Linked DNA regions of Homo sapiens: regions 2 and 3 are each linked to region 1. A link is an interaction called in ENCODE POLR2A ChIA-PET data of the cell type or tissue named here. Cell type or tissue: B cell. All regions are shown on one strand. Links, peaks and the distances in the headings refer to the core of each region. The heading gives the core; the rest is flanking DNA.

Region 1 (5,349 bases), core at 758-4,757:
CCCATCTCTACTAAAAATACAAAATTAGCCGGGCGTGGTGGTGTACGCCTATAATCCCAGCTACTCGGGAGGCTGAGGCAGGAGAATCACTTCAACCTGGGAGGTGGAGGTTGTGGTGAGCTGAGATCGCACTGTTGCACTCCAGCTTGGACAACAAGAGCAAAACTCTGTCTCAAAAAAAAAAAAAATGTTTATTAGAGCCAAGGAGAAAGGGAGCTTTGGAAGTAACTCTAGAAGACAGTCCCAGGGGTCCCGTCCCCCTTGGATGTGACTTTGTGCCCCCACCTGCAACTAAACTTGTTGTTGGCCTCATAGCAGCCATGTGCCCACACCCACACCCCTCGGAATTACATCCACTCCCCATGCTGGCAGCTGACCCTACTATATGCACACTACTATATGCACACTTGGCCTCTTCACCAGCCAGCTCCCAGGCAGCCTCTTGTCTCCCTCTCTCCTCCATTCCACTCGAGACCCACTGTGCTGACCCGGCAAGCCTGGGCCCGGTGCGCAGCATCTCCACCACACCCAGGCAGACACAGGGCTGGAGCTGCCCACTGAGGCGGTCTCAGGGACTGCGGACCTGTCACTTCACAACTACCTTGACTCAGCCCAGCCCTGACCCTTCTCCTGTCTCTCCTTACCCCTCTGCCACCAAATGACGCCTTGCTTAAACTCAGGACTGTCACAGGATCATTATTATTATTATTATTATTATTATTATTATTATTATTATTATTATTTTTTTTTTTGAGACAGAGTTTTTCTCTGTGGTCCAGGCTGGAGTGCAGTGGCGCCATCTTGGTTCACTGCAAACTCCCCCTCCCAGGTTCAAGTGATTCTCTGCCTGAGCCTCCCAAATAGCTGGGATTACAGGCACACACCACCACGCCCAGCTAATTTTTTGTAATTTTAGTAGAGACGGGGTTTTGCCATGTTGCCCAGGCTGGTCTCAAACTCCTGAGCTCAGGCAATCTGCTTGCCTCGGCCTCCCAAAGTGCTGGCATTACAGGTGTGAGCCACTGCACTCGGCCTGTCACAGAATGGTATTTATTAACCAAATGGCTCCAGTAGCTCCCTCTGTCCCGTAAGTTCTTGCCAGACCTCCCACTCCCAGCTCTGATGACACTGGGACAATCAGGCATGGCTTCCAGAGCTAAAGGGCACCAATGCCCACCTCTCCCAGCCCTCCCATCTCTCTTTGGAGCTAAGTCTTGAAGATTCAGTCCGAGTTCCATCTCCTACCAGGATTCCTCCAGATAAGCTAATTTTCAAAATTCAGTGGCCAGATGAAATTGCTTATACCTCTTGCTTCTTGCTAATTTCTAGACTCTCAAAAAGAAAAAAAAATCTTGGGTCTTGACTTCCCCACTGAGATGAACACATTTCTGAATTGGTCCAACTAAGAACCAGGTTTGCTTCTTTCTGAACTGACAGCCTGAGAGCTGAAGAACCAGGCAAATGTGTGAGGAGCCAACCAAAATGTGCAGCTACTTTGCTCCAATAAGTTTTATTTCTGGGAATCCATTTTAAGGAAAAAATACAAAATATGGACAGAAAAAAGCCAAAACATAAAGATGTTTACAGAAGCTCTATTTGTAGCTAAAATAAAAAAATAGAAACAAATATCCAACAAGAAAGTGCCACGAAGCCATTTAAAAAAAAAATTCCAGCCAGGCACAGTGGCTCACGCCTGTAATCCTAGCACTTTGGGAGGCCGAGGCAGGTGGATCATGAGGTCAGGAGATCGAGACCATCCTGGCTAACACGGTGAAACCCCGTCTCTACTAAAAATACAAAAAAAAATTAGCCGGGCATGGTGGCGGGCGCCTGTAGTCCCAGCTACTCGGGAGGCTGAGGCAGAATGGCGTAAACCCAGGAGGTGGAGCTTGCAGTGAGCTGAGATTGTGCCACTGCACTCCAGCCTGGGCGACAGAGCGAGACTCTGTCTCACGGAAAAAAAAAAAAAAATTCCACTACTAAAGAACTCATCCATGTAACCAAACCACCTGTACCCCAAAAACTATTGAAATAAAAATAATTCTACATCAACACTGAAAAATACTAAGAAAAAGTACAAGTTAAATGTATAGTTACAACTTTGTGAAAAAAGAAAGACGTGCCCATGAGGAAAAAACCTGTTAGTTTAGTAGGGTTGTCCCCTTTTCCTCAAACGTTCCCCTTATAATTTCTTTCAATACTTCCAGTGAAGTGGTACAGTCCTAAACCTCCCTGAAACCTAATGTAAGAGAGAAACCTTGAGTAACCCTTCCTCTTTTTTTTATTTTTTATTTTGAGACAGAGTCTCACTCTGTCACCCAGGCTGCAGTGCAGTGGCACAATCTTAGCTCACTGCAATCTCCACCTCCCGGTTTCAAGCAATTCTCCTGCCTCAGCCTCCAGAGTAGCTGGGATTACAGGTGCCCACCACCATGCCTGGACAATTTTTGTATTTTTAGTAGAGAGAGGGTTTCACCATGTTGGCCAGGCTGGTCTCGAACTCCTGACCTCAAGTGATCCACCTCCCTCGGCCTCCCAGTGTGCTGGCATTACAGGCGTGAGCCACCATGCCCAGCCAAGTAACCCTTCTTTAAGAGAAGCAAGCACTGGCTAGACCTGCTAGGCACTTAGAAGATGAAACTGAAACACAGATGCTTGAGGTCTTAGAGTTGAGATGTGGTATGAATCATCCCAGTTCTTGCATTTATTCAGATGGTCACATTTATTTATTTATTTATTTGATACAGTCTCGCTCTGTATCCAGCCCACACTGGAGTGCAGTGGCGCAATGAGAGCTCGCTGCAACCTCCACCTCCCAGGTTCAAGCAATTCTCCTACCTCAACTTCCCAAGTAGCTGGGATTACAAGCGTGCACCACCACACCCGGCTAATCTTTGTATTTTTAGTAGAGATGCGGTTTCAGCATGTTGGCCAGGCTGATCTTGAACCCCCAACCTCAGGTGATCCATCCACCTCAGCCTCCCAAAGTGCTGGGAATACAGGCATGAGCCACTGCGCCCAGCCAGATGGTCACTTTAGATAGGTGGGGACAGAGAACTAGTGATTATTGAGTCATGCAGACAAAGGGAACACTGGGTGAAGGGCTCTGCAGACCATGAGGCACTGTCCACTTGCAAGACAGCTCTGGGGAGGGCCATACAGTGAGAGGAACTCAGACTTGGGGTCTGAAGGGAAAACTGGGGGTATCCCTGAGTGGCTGTCACTGCACTCAAGGTGGCCCTTGCATTGTTGGCTGGAGCAGGGAAAGGGACCTCCCTCCCCTTATGCTGAGCTGACACTGGCTTCCCCCACACCATTCCACCTGCCTGTGGAACACCTGGAAAGACCCCGGCCCTTTGGGCTCGCCCTGTCCGTGTTTACAAACATTGGCCTACCAATTCCTGCTTTTTCTAGGACAAATGCCCCGATTTGTTCTGGGGCCCCTTGACATTCCCGACCATCTACCACTCTGGATGCTCGCTTGTTGCCAAAACCCTGTTTAGAGTTTGAGTACCTAGGTTCAAAAATCCTCCTCGCGCCGTGTCTGACCAAGGCATTGGCATAAGGCGCGCTCTTCTCCCTGCTCTGGTATGAAAACTTCTGTTGCTCAGCCCAGAGCTGAATTTGCTTTCCCAGCAACCCTGTCTCACCATAACTTATTTTTCAGCTTCCAGTCAACCAAACTCTTTCCTGCACCCAGGGGACAGCTCCCATTTACTAATTTGATGCTCACACAGGTGACGTTTTTTAGGGAGGCCCTACATCATCTGGGCCCGACGCTAGCACCTCCCCGCTTAGGTACTTGAGCCCCCTGGAGGAGGCTGTGAACAGTCATGGCAGGGAAAGGAGACGCAAGACAAAACGACATTATTACGGTGCTTTTCCATTTTTCTTTTTGCACAAAAACAGTCCATTTATTCAAGTGTTCTCCAGCACAAGTACATTAGAAAGGAGCTTTATTATATTCTTCTGGGCACAAAAAAAAATGTGATGAAGGCGGAACTGACAGACTTTCTACATCTGTTGTACGCATTGACCTCTTTAATTATTTCATAAACAGCTATGTCACGAGCATCACTTACACAGAGATACAACAGGACACCAGGCGGGTGGGGCAGGGACCCCTCGGGCCCCCACTCGCCCTTCCCTGAATGTCCTAGAACCAGACTGTGAAATGTACATTATTATTGTCAATAAATAGAGAAGCAACCCTAAAAAAAAAAAAAAAAAAAAAAAAAAAAAAAAAAAAAAAAAAAAAAAAAAAATACAGTGGTGAAAGGATGCTGGAACCAGGAAAAAAAAATAATAATAATAAAGGAGAAAAGAGGAACTTAAGAGAAAGGAAAGAGGGCTGGGGAGGGAAGAGTCTGGGAAGTCCTGCATTTAGCTGCGTGGAATGTGGAGTAAAAGTGCTCTGCCACCGGGGTCAAAGCGAAATCGTCTGTAACAGTAAAAGTTATTACCAAATCAGCTACGGAGTTTATTCTTCAGTATGAATACATGATTTCCCACAAATAAGTAAGCACCCGCTACTTCAATGCCTCAGCTAAAACACATGAAATCGCTCATTTAGTTTTCAAGTACAAAGTTAAAATGCCTTTTTAATAATAATATATCAGAGTAAAATAATAGTCTCTTTTAAACTCCACTACAAGAAAACAAAACAAACAGTCATTGTCCAGACAGCAGACTTAATTTAACAATATATATTTTTAATAAAATGTTTTAGCACCTTGGTGAGTCACCTCCTCCCTCTGCGTATTCTAAGGAATTTCAGCATTTTTGTTGTCTGTTGAATTCTAGGGCTGTGCAACCAAATCGGTCTGTGAAGTGAAATGGGACTAGGGGATGCTTTAGACCGCTGCTCATGTTCTCAGGCACAGGGTTGGAGGCCGCTAGGCTGGGGCTGAGGGAGCCGCCCTCCTCACCCCCCAGTGGAGCTGAGCCAGGGAGCTTTCCAGTTACGGGAGTTTCGGGAGTCCCAGGCCCTCTGGTGGGGGAAGTGAGTAAGTCACCACCAGCAAAGGGATCTTGTGTCCTTGTCCTCCCTGCTCCTTGCTTGTTTCTCCCTCCCCCAAAACTCTGCTGCCTCGGGTCAGAGACAGGTCACCCACCAAAGGCCCACCTTAGCTGGGTCTCGGAAACACAGAGGCAAGGTTCCCCAACTCGATCCTCAAAGACCCTGGCCTGCCTTTACCAAAACGTAAAGATTCCAGAGCTCACACTACAACAGCAGAGTCCATCCTCTCACCCCTTCCCTCTCCTCCCGGTCCTCCTGACCCCAGCACAGGGCCTGGTAAGGAGGCGGCTGACACTTTCCTTAATCCTGGCTCAGCAGGGCATGGCCAG
Region 2 (5,349 bases), core at 747-4,746, 240 kb before region 1:
CTGGTAACAACTCATTTGTCTGGCAGTGGAGGAGTGGATAAATAGTGGTATATTCTTCCAATGGAATACTAAATCATTGCTATACAATACTATGGTACTGCTATGAATCTCACAGATGTAATAATGAGTTAAAGAAGCTAGGCACAAAAGAATATTACTGTATGATTCCAATCATATAAAGTTCAAACCAGATCAAACTAATCAATGAACGAGGAGTCAGGATTCTGGTTATATTCAGGGATAGTGATGGAAGAGGGCTATAAGGAGGGTGTCTGGGTGCAGGTCATGTTCTAGATCTTGATCTGAGTGGGGGTTACATAGGTGTATTCACTTCATGAGAATTCAGAGGGCTGCACACTAATGATCTGTATAATGCTCCTCTATAGTATGTCACACTTCAAAAAAGTTTACAGAAACAGTTCCTTCCTAATTTTCACAGGGCCTAAGAGCTAAAAACGCAGCCCCAGCCTGATGTTTCTCTCTGCTCAGGGTTTCTCGTGCTGTGCCTGTGATAGCTCTTGGTGTCCATGGAAACCAGACAGAGACAGCGTGGTGGGGAAACAAGCCAGAGGGAAACTGTAGCCAAGAAGCTTTGCGCATGCGACAGAGGAACAGACCCCCCTCCCCTGCTCACCACGAGTCTTCCCTCCCTGTACTCTCAGATCTGTCAGCTATAGCCAGTTCCCTGCCACCACGACTGTCCACCTAGGACAACTCTGGCTGTTGCTTGTCATAATTTACACCCATAACTGCTTCCAGCCCACCTTCTCCGTCACTGGCTTTCATCTTCCCCAACCCAGCAGGAAAGTTGGCCTGGCAGGGACTCAAAACAAAACAAAAAAAAGGCCTTACCTGGATCAGGGGACACTAATGCCTCATTAACCTTACTAAGGGCATAAGCCCAAAAAAGGCCTTTGAGTAGCCATGGTGAACGTTACAGACTCTGTGCATAAGAGCATAAGCTCTTTACTCACAGTAGAGTTCTCCAGATCCTTGCTCAGAGCTTATGAATCCCTATTTTAAACAGAGTTGTATCACCTTGTTATCTGATTTTTTAGGTCTGCAAAAACACAGGGTAGAAGTGAGTGGGTGAAATTCTCCCGAGGGTGCCCACGTGCCTGGCTTTGTTAAGTTTGGGAATTATTCTGGATATATCTGGGTACGAATGTGTGTATGCAAGCATATGTGTGGGGCTTCTGGGTATACTCATGTGTTGGTTATAATGACTTTGTGTGCGAGAGTGTGTGCATTAGCATTTCCTGCATCTGTCGGCTTCGTGTGTGCATATTGAATGTATGCTATATGAGGACGTTTGTGAATGAATTTGTCGTTTTGTGGGTTTATATGTGTACATGTGATCAGATGTAAAATATGTAAATGAGAATTTACACTTTTTTGACTGTAGGAAATATGACAGAGCATTTGTAGGGCTGCTTATAAGTTTATGTCTTCAAGCTAAACTGTAAGTTTGTATGTGGATTTATATAGGGATAGCTCTAGGGAAAGTTTCCAAGTCATATGGTTGAACCATATGGAATTGCCATTTTGTGGGCTAAAAATGGTTAAGTATTCTATAATTTTTGTATGATTCTAATTAATGGGTGTGTATGTACATGCGTATAAACACATACATAAATTCAAGTTAGCATAGCCCCTACACCAATTAGTAATACCATCAGAGCTGAGAAGAAGACGATCACCATGAGTATGAGATCCGGGAAGAAACTTAACATGGACCTTGAGGGAAGGATAAGATATGGAAAGAATGATGAATAATGGAACAGAAAGTTGCAAAAGGGAAATAGTGGGAAATGAGGTTGAAAGTTGTTTACCCGGGAAAGCCTTCTCTGACACTTGTTTTGTATTCACGCACCCCAAGTTTGGCTCTGCCTCGGGCTTCTACAAACCCCCATGAAGTGACTCAATGACAACACTTGTCACCCTGAACTGTAATTGTTAATCTAATTGGCTGTCTTCCCCACCAGGCAACAAGTTCACTGAGGGCAATAACTGTCTCTCTGGTTCACTTATATTCCCAACACTTAGGACAAAGCTTGGTACAGAATGGAAACTTAGCTAGCATTTGTTGAAGAAACAGATGGCTGAAAGCCAGGTCTTCTGATACAGCAGTGCATTGTCAGGCTAAGGAGTGCAACTCGTTCTGGCCAGCACATGTGACTGTCGGTTCTTTGGCAACTGACAGACATTTTGGAGAGTTGATTAACATGCACAAAACATCATTTAAAAATACTAATTTGGGAGTGGTATCAAGAATAGACAGAAGTAGGCTAGGTGAGGTGGCTCACATCTGTAATCCCAGCATTTTTAGAAGGCCAAGGCAGGATCGCTTGAGACTAGGAGTTCAGGACCAGCTTGGGCAATATAGAGAGACCCTGTCTCTTAAAAAAATAAAAATTAAAAAAAGGCCAGGTGTGGTGGCACACACCTGTAGTCCTGGAACTTTGGGAGTCTGAGGCAGGAGGATCACTTGAGCCCAGGAATTCAAGACCAGCTTGGGCAACACAGGGAGACCCCATCTCTACAAAAAATAAAAAAATTAGCCCAGGCATGATGGCTCACACCTGTAATCCCAGCACTTTGGAATACTGAGGTGGGTGGATCACTTGAAGTCAGGAGTTTGAGACTGGCTTGGCCCAAATGGCAAAACCCTGTCTGTACCAAAAAAAAAAAAAAAAAAAAAAAAAAAGTAGCCAGGCATGGTGGTGCACAGAACAAGTCACCCTATCCACTTGTGCATGCCTGTAATCCCAGGCACTCAGGAAGCTGAGGCATGAGAATCGCTTGAACCTGGGAGGTGGATGTTGCAGAGAGCTGAGATCGCACCACTGCACTCCAGCCTGAGCAACAGAGCGAGACTCTGTCTCAAAAAAAAAAAAAAAAAGAAAAGAAAAAGCCAGGGATGGTGGAACACACATGTAGTCTCAGCCACTGAGGAGGCTGAGGTGGGAGGATCGCTTCAGCCAGGGAGGTTGAGGCTGCAGTGAGCTGAGATCAACACTACTGCACTCCACCCTGGCTGCCAGAGTGAGACCTGGTCTTAAAAAAAAAAAAAGAGAGAGAAAAGAAAAGAAGGTTATGTAGGTTATGGTTAGCCATCAGAAGCCCAGTAGTTCCTAGGCATCTGGCAATAAATACCTACATGACAATGGCAATGGGAATGGACAGCAAGGAAGAGATGAAAAAACTACAATAGGAACAGCTTCTTGGTGACTGCTAGGTGTGGGGCAAACCGAGAAAGTGGAGTGAAGGCTGACCCCACGTTCTGGAGCCCGAGTGGCTGAGATGATGACAGTTACTCTGACAGAAATGAGACCCCAAAGGAGAGCTATTTAAACAGTGACAAGATCTGTTTTGAACACGCTGTAGTTTTGGATGTTGATATGGTTTGGCTGTGTCCCCATCCAAATCTTATCTTGAATTGTAAACCCCATAATCCTCATGTGTTGTGGGAGGGATTTGGTAGGAGGTAATTGAATCATGGGGGCGGTTTTCCCCATGTTGTTCTCGTGATAGTGAGTGAGTTTTCACAATATCTTAATCATTTTCCCCTTCCACAAGATATCACACTGGTCCATTACATTGATGACATTGTGCTGATTGGATCCAGTGAGCAAGAAGTAGCAAGCACGCTGGACTTACTGGTGAGACATTTGTGTGCCAGGGGATGGGAAATAAATCTAAAATCTAAAATCCCTGACTAAAAATCAGGGACCTTCCACCTCAGTAAAATTTCTAGGAGTCCAGTGCTGTGGGGCCTGTGGAGTATTAGATATTCCTTCTAAGGTGAGGGATAAGTTGCTGCATTTGGCCCCTCCTACAACCAAGAAAGAGGCACAGTGCCTAGTGGGCCTATTTGGATTTTGGAGGCAACACATTCCTCATTTAGGGGTGTTACTCCTGCCCATTTATTGAGTGACCTGAAAGGCTGCCAGTTTTGAGTGGGGTCCAGAAAGGAGAAGGCTCTGCAGTAGGTCCAGGCTGCTATGCAAGCTGCTCTGCCACTTGGGCCATATGACCCAGTGGATCCAATGGTGCTTGAGGTGTCAGTGGCAGATAAGGATGCTGTTTGGAGTCTTTGGCAGGCCTGCATCGGTGAATTACAGTGGAGGCCTCTAGGATTTTGGAGCAAGGCTCTGCCATCTTCTGCAGATAAATACTCTCCTTTTGAGAGACGGCTCTTGGCCTGTTACTGGTCTTTGGTGGAAACTGAACATTTGACTATGGATCGTCAAGTCACCATGCAACCTGAACTGCCTATCATAAACTGGGTGCTTTCTGACCCATCTAGCCATAAAGTGGGTTATGCACAGCAGCATTCCATCATCAAATGGAAGTGGTATATATGGGATCAGGCTCAAGCAGGTCCTGAAGGTGCAAGTAAGTTACATGAGGAAGTGGTTCAAATGCCCATGGTCTCCACTCCTGCCACCCTGCCTTCTCTCCCCAAGCCTTCACTGATGGCCTCATAGAGAGTTACCTATGATCAGAGGAAGAGAAGACTAGGGCCTGGTTTCTAGATGATTCTTCATGATATGCAGGAACTACCCGAAAGTGGACAGCTGCAGCACTACAGCCTCTTTCTAGGACATCCCTGAAGGACAGTGGCAAAGGGAAATCTTCCAAGTGGGCAGAACTTCAAGCAGAGCACCTGGTTGTGCACTTTGCTTGGAAGGAGAAATGATCATGAGCTGTAGCCAATGGTTTGGCTGGATGGTCAGGGACTTGGAAGAAGCATGATTGGAAAATTGGTGACAAAGAAATTTGGGGAAGAGGTATGTAGGTGGACCTCTCTTGAGTGGTCAAAAACTGTGAAGATATTTGTATCCCATGTGAGTGCTCATCAGAGTGTGAGGAGGATTTTAATAATCAAGTGGATAGGATGACTTGTTCTGTGGATACCACTCAGTCTCTTTCCCCACCCTCCCCTGTCATCACCCAATGGGCTCATGAACAAAGTGGCTATGGTGGCAGAGACGGAGGTTTTGCATGCGTTCAGCAACATGGACTTCCACTCACCAAGGCTGCCCTTTCTATGGTCACTGCTGAGTGCCCAATTTGCCAGCAGCAAAGACCAATGCTGGGCCCTTGATATAGCATCATTCCTTGGGGTGATCAGCCACCTACTTGGTGGCAGGTTTATTATATTGGACCTTTCCATCATGGAAATATGATTGTCCTCACTGGAATAGCCACTTACTCTGAATATGGTTTTGCCTATCCTGCCTGCAATGCTTCTGCCTAGAAGAATTGCATAGTAGACTGCATATGGAATTGCAGTCCATAGAAACATCTATGGACTCATGGAATGCCTTATCCACTGTCTTGGTA
Region 3 (5,349 bases), core at 747-4,746, 570 kb after region 1:
ATTAGCTGGGCTTGGTGGCAGGCACCTGTAATCCCAGCTACTTAGGAGGCTGAGTCAGGGTAATTGCTTGAACCCAGGAGGCAGAAGTTGCAATGAGCTGAGATCACGCCATTGCACTCCAGCCAGGGCCACAAGAGTGGAACTCCGTCTCAAAAAAAAGTCAGTGGTTGTCAGGGGTTAGGAGGCAGGAAGGGATGAAGAGCTGGAGCACAGAAGATTTGAGGGCAATGAAACTATTCTGTTTGATACTATAATGGTGAATACACATCGTTATACATTTGTTCAAAGCCATAGGATGTACTCTCCCAACAGTAAATTCTAACGTAAACCATGGACTCTGGGTGATGATGTGCCAATGTAGGTTCATCAGCTGTAACAAATATAGCACTCTGGTGGAGAATGTGGCTAGTGGGGAAGGCTGTGCATGTGGCGGGGGAGGGGTACATGGGAAATCTCTGTACCTTCCTCTCAATTTTATTGTGAACCTGAAACAGCTCTAAAAAAGAAAGCATTTTTATTTTTTAAATTCCTTGGTCATAATAACCATATTTCAAGTATTCAATAGGCCCATGTAGCTACTGGCTACTGTGTTGTGCTGGACAGTAAAGATATAAACATCTCCATCATTGCAGAAAACTCTCCTTGACAGGACTGTTATAGAGGGTAAGGGAAAGTGACTGACTGACCTGGAGTCTGGGAAAAGAGGAACTACTAACAAGGGCATTTGTCCTACAGCATTTAGTACTTTATTGAAGGATCAGGTGGATTTACCTTTCCTTTTCCACCTGCTCTTTTTTCCCTCCTTGTTGCTGCCACCATCACTGCTGCTGCTGCTGTTCTCAGAACTCTGGGAATCTGACTGACCATCACTGCTTTCTTCTGAACCTTCTGACAGCTCTTTCACCCCATCCGGCACATCTTTCTGAAAATGTAGGCATCCAATTAGGATTAATCATTACCATTTAAGCAAACAGAAATTAAAACTTCTGATATGCAATGTTGCAACTTAATTGCACTAATTTTTGTTACTATAGGATTCAGTAGCAGAACCAGCAATATTTTCTGAATTCCTGTCATCTCTTTGAGGCAAATAAGCTAATGTTTCCAACTATATCCGAAGATAAAAATTATATACAACATTCATATGCAGGCACAACACAGGCTTAAATTAGACAAAAATTGGGTAGATATGAGTCCAGGTAAATGATTAAATACTCTTACATTTTAAAAACTACATAATAATTTTATTGGCTGGGCGTGGTGGTTCACACCTGTAATGCTAACACTTTGGGTGGCTAAGGCAGTTAGAATGTTTGAGACCAGGAGTTCAAGACCAGCCTGGGCAACATGGTGAAACCCGTCTCTACAAAAAAAAAATGCAAAAAAAAAAAAAAAATTAGCTGGGCATGGTGGAACGAACACTCCTGTAGTCACAGCTACTTGGGAGGCCAAGGTGGGAGGACTAAGCCCAGGAGTTCAAGACCAACCTGGGCAACATGGTGAAACCCCACCTCTACAAAAAAAAATACAAAAATTAGCCAGGTATAGTGGTGTGCACCTGTGGTCCCAGCTACTTAGGAGGCTGAGTTGGGAGGATCACCTGAACCCAGGAAGTTTGAGGCTGCAGTGAGCTGTGATCGTACTACTGCACTCCAACATGGGTGACAGAGTGAGATCCTGTCTCAAAAAACTAAATAAAATAATTTCATTAAATATATGTATGTCCATGTGTGTATGTAAGTACCACTATGTACTCTGAATTCAATTACAGAGTAAGAGTCTAGACAGTAAGAGATAGTGCATTATTTGAATCTAATTGGTTCCTGAATATTGGTTAGTAAGTAGCAAGAATTAAATAAAAAAGAAATCTTTTTTTAAATGAAGGTTCTTCCTGACAGAAAAAAAGAAAAAGAAAGAAATCATTTAACAAATCATATGAAACTCTTTGGTTTCTGCACTGAGAGAGAATGCTAATCAGAAAGGATAACTACGTCAGCTTAGCATGTGAGAGATATAATAACAGGATAGTTCCAAGACCAAAGACTAGAAAACAAGACTTCCTGGCTTTACCCTCTCCTAATTGTGCAGTTAAAATCTTAACCTTTCATGCTTCAGTTTCCCCATCTATAAGGTGGGGATAATAGTACCTACCTTAAAAGATCATTCTTCAATTAGCTCAAGTTAAATGAGCTAATAAATGTAAAATGCTTAGAATCACGCCCAACATAAGAGGTCAAAAAATATCAGCTACTATGTGTTTACATAATATATAAAAATACACATGTATGGCTAAACACACTAGTGAGTGTTTGTGGTTTTTTGTTATTTTGGGAGACAGGGTCTCACTCTGTCACCCAGGCTGGAGTGCAGTAGTGCAATCACAGCTCACTGTAGCCTCGACCTCCCAGGCGCAAGCAATCTTCCCACCTCAGCCTCTGGAGCAGCTGGGACTACAGGTGTGTGCCACCATACCCGGCTAATTTTTTAAATTTTTTTATAAAGCTGGGGTCCTACTATGTTGCCCAGGCTGGTCCTGGATTTGAACTCCTGAGCTTAAGCAATCCTCTTGCCTTAGCCTCCCAAAGTGCTGGGATTACAGGCGTGTGCCACTGCGCCTAGCCTGTGAATGTTATTTCTAAGCTATAAAACTATCAGTGGTTCTTTTTACCTCCAATATTTTATTTTCCCACATCGTTTTAACAATCAGATAAAAAATAATTCTGACAGACACAAAAATGTGACCCTCCTACATAAAACTGACATCCGTATGACATTATAGCCAAGACTATAAACTCTGATCTAGTTAAGTTAGGTATTTTTCATTTAAATTTATGTCCTAGTGCCATTTCTCTCTGAGCCGTCTCTTATGTTATACACTTTCTTAAAATACACACCCTATATTTTTCTATTATTTCCTTCAAAATGCAGGACAGCTTTTATAGAGTTAGTTGTCAGCCAGACATCTTGTCATATAGGTTCAACAAGTATCTGAAATATAAATATAATTATCTTCTTTTCTTAAAATATGTGATCCGTACAGGATCAACTGCCTATGCCCCAAATTCTAGAATCATTTCAGCCCCTTTTACCCACTCCAAATGCTACATATTCTATTTATTCCTCTAATGTCCTTTGTCTCCATCTCTTTTACTAGTCTCTTAATTCAGGCCCTGAGTATTTCTTCCAAACAACCATAACCACCTTTCTGACAAATTTTCCTGCTTCACTCTTAAATCTATCCTACTTGAGTTATTCTCTTAAACTTGGATTTGATTATGCTTTTCTCCTGAAAAACCTGTGACATCTACCACCCAACAACCCATACACAAACTGCTCAGTCAGGTTTTCAAAGGCCTCCAATGTTTGATCTCTACCTAACGTTTACCACACTGGAATCTTTACCACTTAAGTCCACGCAAAGATTATGGTCTAATCACTCCAATTTACTCTACTTTCAAGTCCACTCTGAATCTTTCCAACTGTGCCCTTGCTTAAGCTATTCCTATGTCCTGGAAGGCCCTTCTTCTTACTACTTATCTGACAAAGTCCAGCTCAAATCTTACAAGTTAACAACAACAAAAAACGGCTACATTCCTTTATTCAAAATTAATTCTTATTTCTCTATATTATCACATTTTTTAAAAGCAAAGAACATTTTGAGAGCAGGCAATTATTTTAGGAACTATAATGTGAGCTTCAAGAGCTCAGGGGCCACAGCTTAACCCTCTTTACAGTCTCTATAGTGTCCAGCACAGAGGTAATATTGTGATATAGTATGAAATATATATTTGGTTCCTGACTACAGTTCCTGGCCTAGAGCTCTTTTTAGCTGTTATAATTTCCTAAGCAATAGTGTTACTAGTAGAATCTTTTGCTATTATTTGGTCCTTGATCCCAGCTTCCAACACAGAGCTCCTAAGACCTCTGCAATTTCCTGAGTAAAAGGAGCATCTGACACAGCTCCTATGTCCCTTGGAATTTCCTGGGTGATAGGAGCATCTTTTCTTCCTCTTGGTGAGCTACTGCATAGTCTCAGGATGGGGGTTAGTTTCCAGGGGAACCAACTATGTGACTAGAGGGTTGGAACTTTCACTCACTCCCCAATCTCAGGGAGGGAGGAGACTGAAGGTGGAGCTGATCACCAACGGCCAATAATTTAATCAGTCATATGTGCTGAAGCTTTCATAAAAACCCAATGGATTGGGTTCTGAGAGCTTTGAGATTTAGCTGATCACGGCTGGGTGCGGTGGCTCATGCCTGCAATCCCAGCACTTTGGTAGGCCAAGGCAGGCAGATCACCTGAGGTCAGGGGTTCGAGACCAGCCTGGCCAACATGGTAAAACCCTGTCTCTACTAAAAATACAAAAAATTAGTTAGGCGAGGTGGCAAGCACCTATAATCCCAGCTACTCTGGAGGCTGAGGCAGGAGAACTGCTTGAACCCGGGAGGCGGAGGTTGCAGTGAGCTGAAATTGCACTGCTGCAATCCAGCCTGGGCGACAGAGCGAGACTCCATCTCAAAATGAATGAATGAATGAATGAATGAATGAATGAATGATTTAGCTGATCACATGGAGGTTCCTGGAGGGTGGCAAGCCTGGAGAGGGCACACAAGCTCTGTGTACCTTCCTACAAACCTCACACTAAGCATCTTATCCATCTGGCCATTCATCTGTATCTTTTGTAATATCCTTTATAATAAATGGGTAAATGTAAGTAAAGCATTTTCCTGAGTTCAGTGAGTCATTCTAGCAAATTAATCAAACCCAAGGAGGGAACCCCAATTATAACCAGACAGTCAGAAGTACAGGTCACAACCTGGGACTTGCGACAGTTGGCATCTGAAGGGGATGGGAGGGTACTGAGCCCTCAACCTGTGGAATCTGACACTGTCTCCAGATAGATAGATAGCATCAGAATGGAGTTGAATTACAGCAGTGGTCCCCAACCTTTCTGCATCAGGGACTGGTGCTGTGGAAGACAATTTTTTTCACTGAAGGGTCAGGGAGTGGGATGGTTTCAGATGAAACTGTTCCACCTCAGATCATCAGGCATTAGATTCTCATACAGAGTGCATGACCTAGATCCCTCAAATGTGCAGTTCACAATAGAGTACGCACTCCTACAAGAATCTCATGCTGCCACTGATCCGACAGGAGGCAGAACTCAGGCAGTCATGCTTGCTTGCCCACCAATCACCTCCAGCTGTGCAGCCGGGTTCCTAACGGGCCACAGACTGGAACTCTAATTGTTAAAGGACATCCAGCTGATGTCTGCTGGAGAATTGCTTGGTATGTGAGGAGAAACCTCCACACATCTGGTGTTAGAAGTATTGTACTTAACGGTGTAT

The links. ChIA-PET counts read pairs that join two places held together with the same protein. Peaks named below come from ENCODE experiments on the same cell type or tissue, not always from the same donor. Only the 100,000 strongest peaks of a DNase experiment are listed, where the experiment ranks them.
Region 2: POLR2A ChIA-PET joins it to region 1 with 6 read pairs; 3 of 35 experiments call an interaction of 5 or more read pairs at or near these places.
Region 3: POLR2A ChIA-PET joins it to region 1 with 5 read pairs; 2 of 35 experiments call an interaction of 5 or more read pairs at or near these places.

The regions. Positions count from the first base shown.
Region 1 is chr2:25,223,988-25,229,336 of GRCh38, forward strand. It overlaps DNMT3A (DNA methyltransferase 3 alpha), which reads right to left. Exons shown (of 23, transcript NM_022552.5): 23 at 3,887-5,349. Among named protein-coding and RNA genes, the nearest start is that of LINC01381, 22 kb to the left of the region's middle. RefSeq lists enhancers at 2,270-2,399, 2,450-2,529, 2,540-2,599. In B cell, for the core only: no CTCF peak of the experiment used is centred there; a DNase peak (open chromatin) is centred at 2,636.
Region 2 is chr2:24,984,485-24,989,833 of GRCh38, forward strand. The region is part of intron 1 of DNAJC27-AS1 (DNAJC27 antisense RNA 1); the gene reads left to right. Among named protein-coding and RNA genes, the nearest start is that of DNAJC27-AS1, 15 kb to the left of the region's middle. In B cell, for the core only: no CTCF peak of the experiment used is centred there; no DNase peak of the experiment used is centred there.
Region 3 is chr2:25,798,614-25,803,962 of GRCh38, forward strand. It overlaps ASXL2 (ASXL transcriptional regulator 2), which reads right to left. Exons shown (of 13, transcript NM_018263.6): 5 at 772-922. Among named protein-coding and RNA genes, the nearest start is that of ASXL2, 77 kb to the right of the region's middle. In B cell, for the core only: no CTCF peak of the experiment used is centred there; no DNase peak of the experiment used is centred there.